Regions from separate parts of the Homo sapiens genome. Here region 2 is linked to region 1. A link is a loop called in an ENCODE intact Hi-C map of the cell type or tissue named here. Cell type or tissue: PC-9. All regions are shown on one strand. Links, peaks and the distances in the headings refer to the core of each region. The heading gives the core; the rest is flanking DNA. Region 1 overlaps ARHGEF10L (Rho guanine nucleotide exchange factor 10 like). Region 2 overlaps ARHGEF10L (Rho guanine nucleotide exchange factor 10 like).

Region 1 (8,321 bases), core at 196-8,195:
TTCTAGAGAAGTAGACAGAAGGATCAAGAGTGTGAGTTCTGGAGGCATGTAGGCTCCTGCTCAAATCATGGATCTCTGCTTACTAGCTAGAGAAGTCTCTTTACCTGAGCTGCAGCTTCCTCACTGGTAAAGTGGCCATAATAGTAGCTACTGCATAGGGTTGTTGAGAAAATTAAATGTACATGCAAAGCCCAGAGCTTATTAAGTATTCAAAAAATGGAAGCCATTATTATCTTTTAAATTGCAAGTGCTCAATATTTGTTGGATGGGTGAATGGATGAGTGGATGGATGGATGGATGGATGGATGGATGGATGGATGGATGGATATACAGACAGATGAGGCACCTGTGATATTGCATTCTACATCATTTAAGTCTCTCTGAGCTTCACACAGGTTTTCTGATCAACAAAATGAGAATCTTAAGGACAATAATACTGACCACTTAGGGTACTGGGAAAATTAAATGACACTGCTTTGTAAAGTGTACCATTCTAGGCAAATGTTCAATATTGTTATGCAAAGAAGTATGCATGCAGGACAGGGGTCCCTCTGAGAGCTACCCAGACTCCCAAAAAACTGAGGAGTTTGGGGTTTGACCTGAGTCCTGTTCATCCATAAAATAGTTTCACATAATAAAACCATAAAGCCCCTGGGCCTTCTGGTGCTCCATCACTTCTCTCAGGGTCAGAAGAACTAGGAAATGTTAGGATCAGAGGCCACTTGCTGAGTTGGCCAGATCAGAGCAGGGGGTAGACCAGGCTGGGCCAGGGCTGGCGTTTCTGTAATGAATCCATGAGTTCTGCCCAGTCCCCGTCCAGCTGGATCAGAGACCTTGATTTCAAAGAGGTCACCACTGGAGAGTGGGAGAGTTCAATGCAATCCATCCCACAACTGGAAAAAAAAAAAACCACAGATCCTGGATTGGCACCAGCAGGACCACTTGTTCACATAACAGGATGAGGCAGCTGCTTCCACTTGGGTCCGTGCCCCTCTACAGACCCCATGGTCACTTTTTTTGGCAAGAGTCCACCTGCCTAGGGACGGCCTCTTCGGATCTCTGAAGAAGGGGTTCCATTAGTTCTCTTGCAGCTGGGCAGGGTGCCTGGCCATGGTCAGTCTCCAAGAACAGGACAAAACACATCCCCAGACCCCTGCTGTCAGCTTGTGCCCACAGCACACACAGCACATAGCCAAGCAGCAGTGGCCCTAAAACATGCAGCTGCTGCAATGCCAGCGGGTGAGCAGGTGCGCCCCAAGCAGCTCAGGAGGGTGAAGCACCACAGGCAGGCTCAGTAGAGTCCCTGGCAGAAGTGGGTACCAGAGGAAAAGCCCTCCGCAACCTCCTGTCTCCCTAGGAGCCTGCTGATCAGCGAGCAGGTGGGCCTTGGCCACGGCCAGAGAAAAACTCCAAGTGGTTAGAAATCCCAACAACTGTGCCACATAGTTTTTCTGCTGAGGAAGGGTCCAAAGCCCCCAGCCTGAGAGTGTGAGGGACACGAGCTCACAGGCAGCCCCCAGAGGTCCCAGGGCCAGGCCATGGTGAGTACAGCCCAGCATTTCTTGGAGTGCTCTGTGGGCCCCTTATACCCCCTGGGGGCAGAGAGCTGCTTAAAAGGCAGATTACCGGGCCCCACCCAACCCCTGAATCAGAGTCCCTGGTGAGGCCCTGGCATCTGTGATTCAATCAGTTACCCATGTGGTTCTGATGCCCGTGGAAGCATGGGGACCACCGCTGGAAAGCCTGAATTCAGCATTGTCATCCCTCCTTCCCTCTGAGAGACACGCATGGTTTCCTCCCAGTCCCAGCAAGAGGGCCGGGGACAACATGGGAGAGGAGGAGGAACGCCAGAGGCTGAGGCTAAAAGGCTGGGCCAGGACTCGAGAGCCCCATCTGGTCACACTGCCCAGAGCAGGGCTGGGACGCACGGGTCCTGCCATATGGAGAGGCTACTGGGGGGAGTGGGGGCTTCATAACCAAAGCCCCCTTCCCTAAAGCAGTGCATGCTGCCCCTTCTGAACTGCAGGAAGCAGCAACGAGCTGTTCCTGGGCTTCTGCCTGGGCCGCTCCTCCAGCCTGGATCACCTGTCCTGTCTCCTCTAGCTCCTAAGCCCAGCTCCAACTCACCGCTCTCAGAGGCGTCTCTGATTGGTCTCATCAGTCCCTACCCCTGTCAGGCACACAGCCAGGCTGGACACAGGCTCATGTTTACGTAAAGGCATTTTTGTCTTCATTATGTTTTGAAGGGCATGATAGTTTAGCTTTGAAAATTGTACCACACTGATCATGATGACCAGCATTTTGTGTTCATTTTTGACAAACTGTTTCCCATTCAGTGTCTCCTATGGACCGTAAAGGTTCACTGAGCACAGATTAGGTCTTCCTGTTCCAATGTATCCCGTCCCACAACTGAAGATATGGACTAGGCACACAGTAGGTGTTGTAAATGCTTCGCTTTTTGGCTAGCAAGACATTAAGGCTGTTTTCCACAGCCCACCCCTGGAGGCCCATCCCTGGAAACAGCAGGCTGAGAGAGACCTGCTCAGTCCCAGGCTTGCTCAGGACTCAGGGAGCCCATCTTGGTCTGAGGAATGGCTGCCTGAGGACTCAGGTGTGGGTGTTCCTCCGGCCAGCATGCCTCTCCCAGAGTGGATCCCCCAAGCCCAGAAAAGGTGGGAGGCACTGGGAAAGTCCCCTCTCTTGTCCCCACCCTGCCCATGCAGGAATGGCCCCAGGTGGAGCTCTCCCGCCCCGCTACATCTTTTAAAAGGAGCTTGAGGCTGGGCATGGTGGCTCACACCTGTAATCCCAGCACTTTAGGAGGCCGAGGCAGGTGGATCACTTGAGGCCAGGAGTTTGAGACCAGCCTGGGCAACATGACGAAACCCCATCTCTACAAAAATACAAAAATTAGCCAGGCATGATGGTGCACGCCTGTAATCCCAGCTACCTGGGAGGCTGAAGCAGAAAATTGCTTGAACCCAGGAAACAGAGGGTACAGTGAGCCGAGATAGGGCCACTGTACTCCAGCCTGGGCGAAAGAGTGAGACTCTGCCTCAAAAGAATAATTAATAAAAATAAACATAAAAGTAGCCTGAGAGGGACGCCATCCCCTCTGCTCAGTCAGGGCCTGTAAGAAGCTGTCCCCATGAAACTGCAAATCTCAGCACGGACAGACACTGCCTCTTGGTGGCTTCCGCAGAACAACAGGGAAGGAGCATGGGTGCCATGGGAAAGAAGGAACCAGATGACCTATCCCCCTCACAGCCTCAGGGGCTCCCCTCCAGGAAATAAGCAGAATGGTCTCTACTCCAGGCAGAAACACGAGGAAAGCTGAATGCATGGATGGCACCGTGTGAGGCCCTGGAGAGAAGGCTTCCAGGCCGCTCTGGCTTAGCCACAGCAGCCCCCACTCTCCACTGCCCCAGAGCAGAGAGGACTGCGCGGGCTGAGGCCTGGTCTGAGCATCAGTCCCAGAAGGCGGGGAGAGCAAGTGGATCTGATCCAGGCTCCACCTCTAAGCAAGTGGCTGGGCTACCTGGAGTGCGGCGTTGAGAGGACTCTGAAGCCCAGTCTGAGCCCGTGAGCATCAGGATCAATTGACCAGGTCTGCCATAGCAAGGGGGTGGGGGGAGCACCTGTGCCAGGTACCAGCCATGCCCATCCCGGGCTTAGGGCTGCCAACAGCAATGTCTACGAGTCACCTCCTGTTTCGGGATGACCTGGGCTTCTGGCTCCCCTCTCACCACACATACCCGGGAATCCCTGGGACCCAGACGTGAGTCCTAGGCCTGGCCCTCACTACCCAGCTCCCTCCCTCCCTCCCTCCCTGAAGGGGTCTCCGTGCCCTGACTGAGGTGAGCGACACCCCCGGTCCCCTCACCTTGGGCTGGAAGGACACTCGGTGCTTGGCGGGCTCGACCTCGACCTCCGGCTTGGCCTCCTCCCCCGAGTCCTCGCTGTAGCTCTCGAACTCACTGGAGCTCCAGCCTAGGTCCTCCGCCTGCCGAGGGGCCCCAGCCCGGTGCGCATCCTCGTAGAGCAGGTTCCTCTCTGCCCCTGCTGGCCAAGCGGCAGCCGGTGAGCCCAGGCCCTGAGGCCAAGCCTACCAGACTTCCAGCCTCAGACCCAATTTCTGAACCCAGGTGGGGCGAGGGGGGGTCAGGGAGAACATGGGGGCCCTGGGGCTCCAGCTCTACCTCCTCAACCATGAAACGAAGATGATAATACATTTTCCCCCTCGTAGGGCAAGGAGGGCCTGAGAAAATGGGGAAAACCCAAGAAATGGGTCAGACGTGCACAAGCCCGCTCACTTCCTTTTGCTCCCAGCACTGCTTTTGTATGGTCTCAGCGCTCATTGTGAGCCTCCTTGGCAATTTTGTTTTAGAGACAGGGTCTCATTGTCTCGCCCAGGCTGGAGTGCAGTGGTACAATCATAGCTCACTGTGGCCTCAAACTCCTGGGCTCAAGAGATCCTCCTATCTCAGCTTCCCAGGTAGCCGGGACTACAGGTGTGCACCATCACACCCAGCTAATTTTTTAATTTTTTGTAGAGACGGAGTCTTGTTATGTTGCCCAGGCTGGTCTTGAGCTCCTGGACTCAAGTGATCCTCCTGCCACGGCCTCCCAAAGTGCCAGGGTTACAGGCGTGAGCCACCACACCCAGCCGAGCCACCACACGTGGCCTGTTTCTTACTGGAAAAGAGAAGACCCGGAGCCAAGTCCTGGCTCAGGCCCTCAGCATCCTCAGGAATGAAACAGAGATTGTTGGGGCCTCAGGGCTCCTCACCCCAAATCTGACTTCACGTGCAGCCTGGGATCTTCCAGTAGGGGGCGCAGCTGGCCCAGAGTCCAGGAGCTCCTTTCCTTCCTAAGCCTGCGGGAAATGCCTTGGACTGAAAACTTGGGGACAAAAAGCTAAGAGTCTGGAGGGACAGGTCCCACAAGGGCCAGGGCACTCGTGGGGCCCATTCAACTCGGCTATGAGATGCCACTTGAAGCCTGAGGTGGGAAAGCCACTGTCCCGAGGCCGGAACACAGGGTCCCAGCCCCAGCTCCGTCACTGGGGGATCTTGGGCAAGGCCCTTTGCCCCACTGGGTTTCATTTCTTCATCTGTTACCTGGAGAACTGCAGACCTCATGAAACTGGGGTCAGACGCCAAAAAGTACATGAAGATGAAAATGCTTTTGTCATCACAGAAGAAATATAGCATTGGGAAGGGTTTTTTTGTTTTTGTGTTTTTTTAAAAAAAAAAAAAAAGGAATCTGACTGGTCGCGGTGGCTCACACCTGTAATCCCACCACTTTGGGAGGCTGAGATGGGTGGATCGCCTGAGGTCAGGAGTTCAAGACCAGCCTGGCCAACATGATGAAACCCCATCTCTACTAAAAATACAAAAACTAGCCGGGTGTGGTGGCACGCACCTGTAGTCCCAGCTACTCAGGAGGCTGAGGCAGGAGAATTGCTTGAACCCGGGAGGCGGAAGCTGCAGTGAGCCGAGACCGTGCCACTGAACTCCAGCCTGGGTGACAGAGAGAGACAACATCTCAAAAAAAAAAAGAAGAAGAAGAAGAAGAAAAGAAATCTGCTCAGAAACGACTGTGCTGAAAAACTGCGAGCTTTGGTCATCAGAGACCTCTCTGCAAAATGTGGCTAATAATAAGTGGACAAGTTGAGTAAATAAAACAGGCACGGAGCTCTTGGCAAAGTGCCTGACACATAGCACGCACTCGGCTGAGAGCAGTAGGCCGTCACTCATGGTGGCTCTGGGGGAGCTTGGGTGTCAGTCCATAGACCCAGGGCCCCCCAGCTTCACCCCACAGGAAAGGTGGGGTGCGAGAGGTTGGGGGCAAGAGTGTCAGCCAAAGAACAAAACAGATGTGCCAAAGCTTAGTGGGAGACGGGTCCCAGAACCAGGAGGGAACATGAGGCTATTTTTAAGCAAAAGATAATAGTAACTAATGTCTTTAGAGAGTGGAGCAGCTGCGACCTTCAGAAGGCCAGGCTGATTGTCCTGTTATTGCAGTGGAGGCCCCTGAACTAGTGGCCAAAGAGGCAGAGTTCTCAGGGTAGCCCTGAGGAGGAACCCTGGCAGCATGTGGCAGGTCCACGCCTCCACAGGGCTGAGCCGTGCACCCAACCACCTCCATCCTCGGTGTGCCACGGCTCCCAGCGGCCCTGTGCAGACAGCAGGGTGTGAATGATCACTCCTCCTATTAGACAGATGGGAGAGATGTGGCTGGCCACAGTAAGACAGTGAACGGGGCCAGGGTTCTGTACCACCTTCCGTTGAAGTCCCCGCCATCTACACATATAGAAATATCCTCTCCAGTGGAGACAGAGTCACAGAACTCTTGTGCCTGTGTGCAGCCCGAGGGCCAACTCCTCAGCTTTCAGGGACCACATAAGGGTCCCCTCATGCTTCCTGCTCAGTGTCCTCATCAATTACCTCATGGAATCTACGCTACCACCCTAGGACTGGCTATTATTGCCCCAGTTCTACAGATGGGTCAACTGAGGCCCAGAGAGATTGGTCAGGACCCCGTGTGACCCTCCCCAAAGGCCTGTGAGCTGGGGATTTTCCTGCTTTATGTGAAGAAGCCAAGGCACAAAGGCACAAAGCCCTGTGCCCAAATCAATGGCAGAGCTGGCCCGAGCTCCTCTCCAAGCTTCTGCTGAGCCCACATCAGCCCCAGGCAGGCCAGTGCTGGGACCCTCGGCAGGCATAACACTAACAACAACAGCAACAGTGGCCCTGTGTGAAAAGCATCTCCAAAACTCCACCCTGCACTGAGCTTTGTGCAGCCTTGTCACAAATGATCCTCCCACAGCCCAGCATATGGGGATCCTGGGGTGGGTACTGTGGTCCCCATTTGCAGGCTCAGAGCTAGGGTGCAAACACAGGCTGTGTGACACCCAGGCCATGAACATGCCACATCCTCCCAGACCCTGAGGACAGTGAAGACAGGAGCCAGGGACTTAGTGACTTGATTGAATTCAGGTGGGAAATAGGCCAAATGGGTTAAACAACAACTGAGGCCCCTCAGCCGCTCAGACCTCCCAGCTCTGGGACTTTTCTGAGACTCCTTTGCCTCCTAATACAGTGGGAATCCATTGCTCCCTGGACTCAAGTGAGCTACAAACAGGAAAATGTGCTCCAAGCACATCCCAGGCTTGCTAAAGGGATAAGCATATCCTTGGCCCAGGTGTCCCCGTTCCTGAGACAGGAGTCAGGAGTGTGGCTCTGGGGCCCTCGGGCCTTGCCGTGTTGTCTGTGTGTCTCTCCCATTGCGCTCTGTGCTGCTCAAGGATGGTTAGAGCTGCCCCATCAGACTCGGAGCTCCTCAAAAGCAGGGGCTGTGCTTCCCCATTGGACGGAGAGCCCCTGAAAACAGGAAGAATCGCATAGTAGGAAAAGAAGTCGCTGTTCAAATCCTGGCTGTGTACTCTGGGGCTGGTGATTTAACCTCTTCATCATGGGAGCCATAAATAAGCCTGGCCCTGCTGACCTCAAGGGGTCGTGGGATCAGTGGGATCAAATGTGCCTCATCTGTCACAAAATGCCACAGAAATCCTCCTGGGGTAGGGGACAGAGCATTGAACTGGGGGTCAGAATGACCCACATTCAAATCCTAGCCCTGCCTCTGCCGTTCCCTTGTCTGTAAAATGAGAAGGTAACATCCCAAAGTCTTGAAGCCATTACATGATTGAAAATATGCTTGGCCTAACGTGTCCAAGCAAAGACGGCTCTTCCTGTTAATTGCCAATGAACAGTCCTCTCTTCCATCAGGTGAGTTCCAGCAAGACTCGCCCCAGGCCCGCCCCATCTCCCTTCTGCGGCCACAATCGCCTGCCTGCCTGCCCACCTCAGCCCTCAACCCAGAGCAGGGCGCAGGGCTTTGCAAAGCTTTATCTGCTTCACCCTTTGAGTGTAACAGTCTGTCGTCTTCCCCAACAGCCCCAGAAAGCCTGGGGTATGGCCCCATTTTCCTGAAGGAGGAACCAAGGCTTAGAAAGGTGATTACCTGCCCGGGGACCCATAGCCGGAGCATGGCCCTGCCCATGATGCCCAAGCCCTGCCCGGCCCCGGTGGCCACGCCCTCAGCCATCTCCAGATTCTCCCCGATGACTACAGTTGTTTCTAAAGACAAGAAGGAGGGGCACTTGGCCAGGTGGGGACAGAAGGAAACGGAAAGAGACAACCCTCCCCAGTCCCAGCCTCCCTCCCCTGTCCCCAAGAGAAACAGGGAAGCACTGCAGACATCATACCGGGCTGATGCGCATCTGGGCTCTCGCAGGGGACGTCGTCATAAATCACATC
Region 2 (8,321 bases), core at 48-8,047, 54 kb after region 1:
CCATTCCATCACAGGCCTCGAGACATACTTGTCGAACGAATGATAAATTAACAAAAGACCTGAGAAGCTTTTCAAACATGGGGATTCCGCGGTCCCAGCCGAGATCTGCTGCTTCAGAATCTCTAAGGATGAGGCTCAGGAATTCCTATTTTGTTCAAAAGCTTCCTGGCAATTCTGACAATCAGCCAGGTTTGGGACACACCAGTGTGTGGGAAGAGGAGTCACTAGCTCTTGAAGGCTGATACTGCAGGTGAGGGCATCCAACACAGAGCCCGTCACCAACCCCAAAAGGTTAGCATGTTCCTACGCATTTTCTTTTTGTTTTTTTTGGTTTTTTTTGTTTTTTTTTTTTTGAGATGGAGTCTGGCTGTGTCACCCAGGCTGGAGTGCAATGGCACAATCTTGCCTCACTGCAACCTCCCCCTCCTGGGTTCAAGCAATTCTCCTGCCTCAGCCTCCTGAGTAGCTGGGATTACAGGTGCATGCCACCACACCCAGCTAATTTTCGTATTTTTAGTAGAGACAAGGTTTCACCATGTTGCCCAGGCTGGTCTCAAACTCCTGATCTCAAGTGATCCATCCACCTCAGTGTCCCAAAGTGCTGGGATTATAGGCCTGAGCCACTGCACTTGGCCACATTTTCTTTTTTTTTTTTTTTTTTTAAGAGATGGAGTCTTGCTATGTTGTCCGAACTGGAGGGCAGTAGCTATTCACAAGCACAATCACAGCATATTGCACCTCTTACTCCTGGACTCAAGTGATCCTCCTGCGTTAGCCTCCTGATTAGCTGGGACTATAGGCAAGTGCCGCTGTGCCCAGCCTTTCCTAAGGCTCAAAGAGTCTAACGGCCTTTTTCAAAAAGTGGTCCTTGAACTACTGACTTCAGAGTCACCTGAGTGAACGGGAGGCTTCTTTTAAATGCAGATGCTAAGCTCCTGATACCAACCTATAATACTAGAGTCTCTTGGGATGAGGCCCAAGAATCTGCCTTCTTAGCAGGCTTGTCTGGGTGACCCTGGCTCACATTAACATATGAGAATTACTAGCTCTCAGTTCCCAGGGTGCTTAGGCCACCTGCCAGTCTCCAGCACCTTCGCACACACTGCGCCTTCTGAGAGAGAAAAGTTCCTGATGGGGCAAGCCTTGGTGGACCCCAAGAAACCCAGCAAACCAGGGTGTGGCCAAAAGGTACGAAATGTACCTATTCCTCCATTACTCAGTTCACAGAACGTCAGCCCTGAAGGCAATCAACAAATCACTAAGCCCAGGCCTTCATTTCACAGATGAGGAAACTGAGGCCCAGAGAGGACTGTGCCTTGCCCAAGGTCATAAAAGGGTGAATGACAGAGCCAAGCTTACCCCCATGCTCCCAGGCCCACCCCCGTGCTCCCAGGCCCGCCCTGTGCTCCCAGGCCCCCCCCCCGCCGCCATGCTCCCAGGCCCACCTCTATGCTCCCAGGCTCACCTCCGTGCTCCCAGCCTCCCCCTGTGCTCCCAGGCCCCTCTCCGGGCTCCCAGCCTCCCCCAATGCTCCCAGGCCCCCCATATGCTCCCAGGCCCCCCTGTGTTTCCAGGCCCCCCCCATGCTCCCAGGCTCATCCCTGTGTTCCCAGGCCCACCCCCGTGCTCCCAGGCTCAACCCCGTGCTCCCAGGCTGCCCTAACCTAATTGGGAGTCTCTGCTTCTCCCTCGCCATCCTCTTTGCCTCCAAATATGCTCCCAGGTGAGCCAGCGTCCCTGGGAAGAGCCTTTGTAGGGCAGCTGCTGCTGCCCAAGACATCTCAGCCAGTCTTCCTGCCCCACAAAGGCAGGGTGGTTCCAATTACAGGAGCCTGACCTTCCTCCCAGGAAGGCTCCCGCTGTAAAGCAATGGGTGCTCCAGGGTAGAAGGGACACGACAGAAAGAAGCAAGAACAGATGCAGGTGGGGCATGGTTATGGTGCTCCTGACCCCAGAGGGGGGTTGACTGTCACAGCTCAGTAGATGTGTCCCCCAAAACTCCATAATCAGTCCACAGTGTCTGAGTTTAAAAGCTTAAACAGGCCAGGCGTGGTGGTTCACACCTGTAATCCCAGCACTTTGGGAGGCCAAGGTGGGTGGATCACCTGAGGTCAGGAGTTCAAGACCAGCCTGACCAACATGGAGAAACCCCGTCTCTACTAAAAATACAAAGTTATCTGGGCATGGTGGTGTGCACCTGTAATCCCAGCTGCTTGAGAGGCTAAGAAAGCATTTAATCCAGGAGGCAGAGGTTGCAATGAGCTGAGATCATGCCATTACACTCCAACCTAGGAGACAGAGCAAGACTATCTCAAAAAAAAAAAAAAGTAGTTTAAACAGTCCTGACAAACCACTGACACCAGTGTTGTCAATCTGTATATTTGGGGAAACATCTGTGCCCTGAAATATGTCAATAGGTGCTCATTGGGAGAAAAAAAAAAGCATTCAATACTCAAAGAACAATGGAAAACCACAGCAGAAGTCTCCCTGCTGGAGAATAACAATACTCCACATGTTAAAGGCACTGAGAAGTGCTGCAATTTCAGAATCTGCTTAAACCATGACGCAGCTAAAGGAACTTGGAGGCTAAGAGGAGTAACGTGCCTTGCCCAGAGTCATCCACCTAGGAAGAGGAGGAGGTGGGACTTGGGTACAGTCTACCCATATTGGCAACACACATGCTTAGGATTTAGCAAGATGATTCCTTTATTATTGTTGCTGTTTGTTCTTGTTCTCCTGATTGGAGAAAGAGAAGGCAAACAGCATAGTGCCTGGTCAGAAAGTCATGCCCATGAAAGTGGCCAGGGTCGGGCACAGTGGCTCATGCCTCTAATCCAGGCACTTTGGGAGGCCAAGGCAGAAAGACCGCTTGAACGCAGGAGTTTGAGACCAGCCTGGGCAACGTGGCAAAACCCCATCTCTACAAAAAAATGCAAAAACTAGCTTAGCATGTTGGCATGTGCCTGTAGCTCCAGTTACTCGGTACGCTGAGGTGGGTTGAAGGATCACCTGAGCCCAGGAAATCAAGGCTGCAGTGAGCTGTAATCATGCCACTGTGTTCCAGCCTGGGCGACAGAGCAAGACCCTGTCAAAAAAAAAAAAAAAAAAAAAAGGAAGGAAGGAAAGGAGGGAGGGAGGGAGGCTGAGGATTCAGCCTCCCAAAATCCCCTTCTATTGCTGGGTCTGGCATCATGGGCTGTGTGACCTAGGGTAAGTCCCAGCCCCTCTCTGGGACTGAGATGTCCTATGTGTGGACTAGATGATCCCTGAAAACTCTTCTAGCTCTGCTGTCTGACCCTCAGCTCCTCTGTCTCCCTCCCTGCCAGCCGCATCCTCTCTCTGCTCCCAAGTCCCCTTCTCTGTAAATAGCTGAGGCCTGCCCCCTGGGCTGGGCTCCTTGGCAAGGCTGAGCTCTGGCCAATGGTGGGCTAAGCACTGTTCCTCCCTGCCCAGCCCCTCACCATCCTCACTGTGACTCACCCATTTAGTGTTTCCAGATCTGACTCAACATCATTTCTCAAGGGCGGATGAACTGGGTGGATTTTTGCATCTAGGGCCCGGGAGAACGGGTTTTGCAGAGAGCTCCAAGTGATGGGACGTGAGGTAGAGAGGCCGTACCCACCCCCACAAGGAAGCACCTAGCAAACGTATCCTCTGCACTTCCTCTGGTCTTTGAAGTCCAGCTTTCATATACAGGTCATGCAATCACTTGACCCTTGGGAAAGTTAGCTAAACGTTTTGTGTCTCAGTTCTCACATTTAACATGGAGCTAATCATACTCGCCTCCCTGTTGAGTAGGCAAAAAAATAATTCATGATGCAGCCAGCACAGTGCCTGGCACCCAGTGGTACTCAAGTGATAGTCGTCATCATACGCTGCTATTAAGCTATATATTTTTTATTTTTTAGAGACAGGGTCTCACTCTGCTGCCCAGGCTGGAGTGCAGTGGTGCCATCATAGCTCACTGCAGCCTCAACCTCCTGGGCTCAAGCCATCTTTCCGCCTCAGCCTCCTGAGTAGCTGGGACTACAGGTGCCCACCATCATGCCTGGCTAATTTTTGTTTTTTGGCTTTTTTTTAAAGATGGGGTCTCACTATGTTGCCCAGGCTGGTCTTGAACTCCAGGGCTCAAGCGACACTCCCACCTCAGCCTCCCAAAGTGCTGGGATTACAGGCATGAGCCACCACCCTCAAACTACAGTGTGTCAAACTATAGAGGGTTCACTGAATTGTTTCCTCATCTCAGTCTCCTCGAGTCCCACAGGCAATAGAGGACAGGAAGTAGAAAAAGGTGGCAAATGTTTGACTCTTACAGATTCCTAGATAGAAACCTGAAATCTTACACTTATGAATTATTAGAATTGGTAGAGATTCTAGATTCTCAATCTACCCATCTCACAGAAGAGGAAACTGAGGCTTAGGGTAAAGGCAGGGGGCAAAGTGAAATGTTGCCCAAGCTCTTCTGGCTGGTCCAAGGAAGAAGTGGGATTAGAACCCAGGCAACTGGCTCCCAGTCCAGTCCCCCTCTGAGGCCCTGGAGGAGTGAAAGGAGCAGAAGGCCAGGAGTCTGGGATGCTGGGGTTCTGGTCCCGGGTCTGCCCCACTTGGCTGAAAGATGATGAGCCAGGGGCTGAGGCCCACTGGAGCTCCAAGTCTTCGTGATAAAACTTAAGGGGTTGTAGGGACTGGGGTGTCCCAAAGTCAAGTGGGCAGAATGCTAGTGCCCCACAGGATCCTATCAAGTGATTTGCCAAGGAAGGGACTCATGCTCAGCTGAACAAAGTTTGAAGGGGGACCACAGGGATTTCAGGGGAGGGCTCCAGAGTTAGAGGGTCAGGTTCAAATTCTGCCATTTACTAGCTGTGTGACCTGGGACAAAATATCTACCCTTTCTGTTCCTTAGCTGTGTCATCTATAAAATGAAGATAATGACCATCCATAGCTCACAAGATGACAAGGGATTGAAACAAGAGGCTGGACACGGTGGCTCACGCCTGTAACCCCAGCACTTTGGGAGGCTGAGGGGAGCAGATTACTGGAGGTCAGGAGTTTGAGACCAGCCTGGCTGATATGGTGAAACCCTGTATCTACTAAAAAAAAAAAAAAAAAAAAAAAAAAAAAAAACGAAAATTAGCCAGCTGTGGTAGCATGCACCTGTAGTCCCAACTACTTGGGAGGCTGAGGCAGGAGAATCACTTGAACCCGGGAAGCAGAGGTTGCAGTGAGCCAAGAACATGCCACTGCACTGCAGCCGGGTGACACAGTGAGATTCTATCTCAAAAGAAAAAAAAAAGATAGATTGAAACAAGATCATGCGTGGTACCTGGCACACTTCAGGCCTACAGTGGACACTGGTTATTACTTCAGTCCTATTGGTCACATTTCATATTATCTCTACAGGCGAGGGAACCAAGACTGCAGAGAGGTGAGACACCTGCCCAAAGTGACAGAGCTCATAGCACAGGGCTCTGGGAAGTGCTCCCCATCTCCCCCTCCCCTCGCCCTCTGCCTGGCATCTGCCCTTCCCAGCAGGGACTGCCTCCCTCACTGGCCTCATGTGACCTGTTAATCAAATCCTGCACCAGCCCCATGGAGTTTTCCCATCACTCATTGGGGAGGAAGCAGATGCCCAGGAAACTGCTTAAATAACCCGTGCAGCTCTGGGAAAGCCCCAGCCCTGGCTCCCAGCAGCAGCCCAGCTCCTCCTGCCCAGAAGCACCAACTGTTCTCTGAGACTGCAAAAAGGCAATGTTTAAAGCCACACGGGGACTGTGGACGGTGACCTTCAACTCAAGCCTCCAGTGAGCCGCTCCCTGGGGTTACTCACCATCCGCTTCCACCCCTGGGACTGTGGTTGTTTTAGTTAGAAGACCAGTCCCAGCCTGGATGACCTGGCACGCTGGGAGACCTCAGGCAAGTTGCTTAACCTCTCTGACTCGGAAATCTTTTTGGAAGAGAAAAATGAGCAGAATTTGGGAAGGAGTAAGGAAGCAGCAGGGTTCAGAGAATGACCTAGGAATCGAGAGCCTTTTAACAGCCTTGAAAGCTCTCCCTGGTAACTCTTCTGTCCCTTGCAGCCCAATCTCTACCCCAAACAAAAAGTTCTAATCCCGTCATCCCCTAGCTTGAAACAGTTGACTGGCTCGCAGGGCCCACAAGATAAAGTACAAGCCCCTAGTACAATGGACAGAGCTCCTGAGCAGCACCCTCCTGCACCCTCCCTGACATGGCCCTGCTATTCCCTCCCCTGAGCCTTGGCACATGCCTGGATGCCTCCTGCTTCCTGACCTAACTCTGCCTTTTCCACTGCTTGGCTTGGACACTCCCCTGGGAAGCCTCCTCGGAGTCCCTCCACCTGCATCAGGCACCGCCCACCCTTCAGCTGTTGCCCATCCACCTCCCTCACCAGATTAAGGGGCGCCACACCTTACTCATCTTGGAATCTCCAGTTCCTTGCCCAGTGCACAGCATTCAGTAGGTGCTTAGTAAATATGTGTTGGGAGGAGAGGAATGCAAGGACAGACAAATGAAAACAAATGAACAAAACCACAAGCTTTGGAATCCTCCTCTGCAACACGGGAATGCCGTGGGCAAACGAGGTGGACTGCCCCCCTTGGTGTGAATCCTCACTCCCTACACAGTCGTGCACCTGCTGGCAGGTGCACTGGGTCACCTCCGGGCCTCTTTCCGCTTCGATAAGGTGAGACGCTTAATAGCACCTGCACCTCACAGACTTATCGTGAGGACCAGGGGCCGATCCTCCCCAGGTGTTTAGTTCAGCACCTGGCACTAAAGGTAAGTTCCTTGCACCCATCTTCCCCTAGCTCCCAGGCTGCCTGCCCTGGCTCCTCCTCCTCCACCAGACTATAAATATAAGAGCTCCCAGAGCTCACCTCCCTGTGGAGGGATCTCTCCTCTGAATTGTCTCTCTGGGTGGTCACACCTGTCCCCTTTATATGTTAAGGATGCCCAAGTTTGCATCTCCAGCCCAGAGGCCCTCACTACCCCCTTGGACTTCTTTGGGGTTTTTTGGCTTTTTTTTTTTCGTTTTTGAGATGGAGTTTCACTCTCGTTGCCCACACTATACTGCAATGGCACAGTCTCAGCTCACTGCAACCTCCACCCTCCTGGGTTCGAGCAATTCTCCTGCCTCAGCCCCTGAGTAGCTGGGATTACAGGCGCCCGCCACCACACCTGGCTAATTTTTGTATTTTCAGTAGAGATGGGGTTTCACCTTGTTGCCCAGGCTGGTCTCAAACTCCCAACCTCAAGTGATCCTCCCGCCTTGGCCTCCCAAAGTGCTGGGATTACAGGCGTGAGCCACTGTGCCCGGCCTACCCCCTTGGACTTCTAACCAGCCTTTCAATGTGAACCTGCCCCAAACCTAACCCTTGGTTTCTCCAAAAGCCATGCTCCTCACTCCCTCTTAACCGTCTCCTTTCATGACACCACCACTCACTCAGAGACTCAAAAGAAGAATCTAGAAGTCATGCTCAGTTCTTCTCTTTCCCTCACCCCTGTGTACAATCCACCAGAAATTCCAGTTGATTCCAGCTGATATATAACCCAAACCCCAGACTTTTCTCCTATTCCACTGCCAAATGGGAACCTTTCCTTGCCTTTCCTCTGGTTCCCAGCTCCACCCCTCCACCCTGGCTCTCTACAGCCAGTTCTCCTCCCAGCAGACATGGGATCTTTTGCAAAGGTAAATCAGTCCCTCCCTGCCCTTGACCCTGCAAATGTTCGTAGTCTTGTTTGCTGGACCATGGGTTATTGGAGCGTAAAACTTCACCATATCTTTGTACCCATCCATCACCCCACAGCACTGAGTCAAGTGCTTCCACATCATAGGCACTTGGTAAATTATTTTTGAATAAATTATTGGAAAAAGGTGAATTTCTTAACAGAGTTTTTACTAGCTGGAATCTTGGAACTATATTTCATTAGTAAAGGTATTTATGGGAAGTGGAAAACAAACCTCCGATGGTTTCCTTTTGCACCTAGAGTAACAGTCCTAACTAACATGGCCTCTTCCACACCCTCCTAAACAGGCCAAGTTCATCTGGCCTCAGGGCTTTTGCATTTGCTGTAGCTCCTACCCGGAATACTTTTCCCTCAGATCCTTGCAGGGGGAGCTCCTGCTTGTCATTCAGGTCTGGCTTAAATGTCTCTCTTCAGAGAGGCCTCCCTGACCACCTGCAGCTAACGAATCCTGTACCCCCACCCCCACATACACCCTCTCTACCCCTCATCCCCAGTTATCACCATCCACCAGTCTGTTTCCTTCACAGGACTTAATGCATAACATGTGGTTACTTTAT

Evidence for each region. A loop is a pair of places that touch in the nucleus more often than their neighbours do. Peaks named below come from ENCODE experiments on the same cell type or tissue, not always from the same donor. Only the 100,000 strongest peaks of a DNase experiment are listed, where the experiment ranks them.
Region 2: it touches region 1 in a loop (2.5-fold over the local background); 11 of 110 quality-filtered maps call a loop at or near these places.

The regions. Positions count from the first base shown.
Region 1 is chr1:17,603,540-17,611,860 of GRCh38, reverse strand. It overlaps ARHGEF10L (Rho guanine nucleotide exchange factor 10 like), which reads right to left. Exons shown (of 29, transcript NM_018125.4): 6 at 8,270-8,321; 7 at 3,884-4,059. Among named protein-coding and RNA genes, the nearest start is that of ARHGEF10L, 68 kb to the right of the region's middle. RefSeq lists enhancers at 1,047-1,548, 3,447-3,975. In PC-9, for the core only: CTCF peaks have their summits at 4,609 and 4,815 (motif pointing right); no DNase peak of the experiment used is centred there.
Region 2 is chr1:17,549,375-17,557,695 of GRCh38, reverse strand. All of the region lies in intron 1 of ARHGEF10L (Rho guanine nucleotide exchange factor 10 like), which reads right to left. Among named protein-coding and RNA genes, the nearest start is that of ARHGEF10L, 14 kb to the right of the region's middle. RefSeq lists a silencer at 3,388-3,682. In PC-9, for the core only: no CTCF peak of the experiment used is centred there; DNase peaks (open chromatin) are centred at 3,545, 5,805 and 6,555; H3K27ac peaks cover 6,349 bases.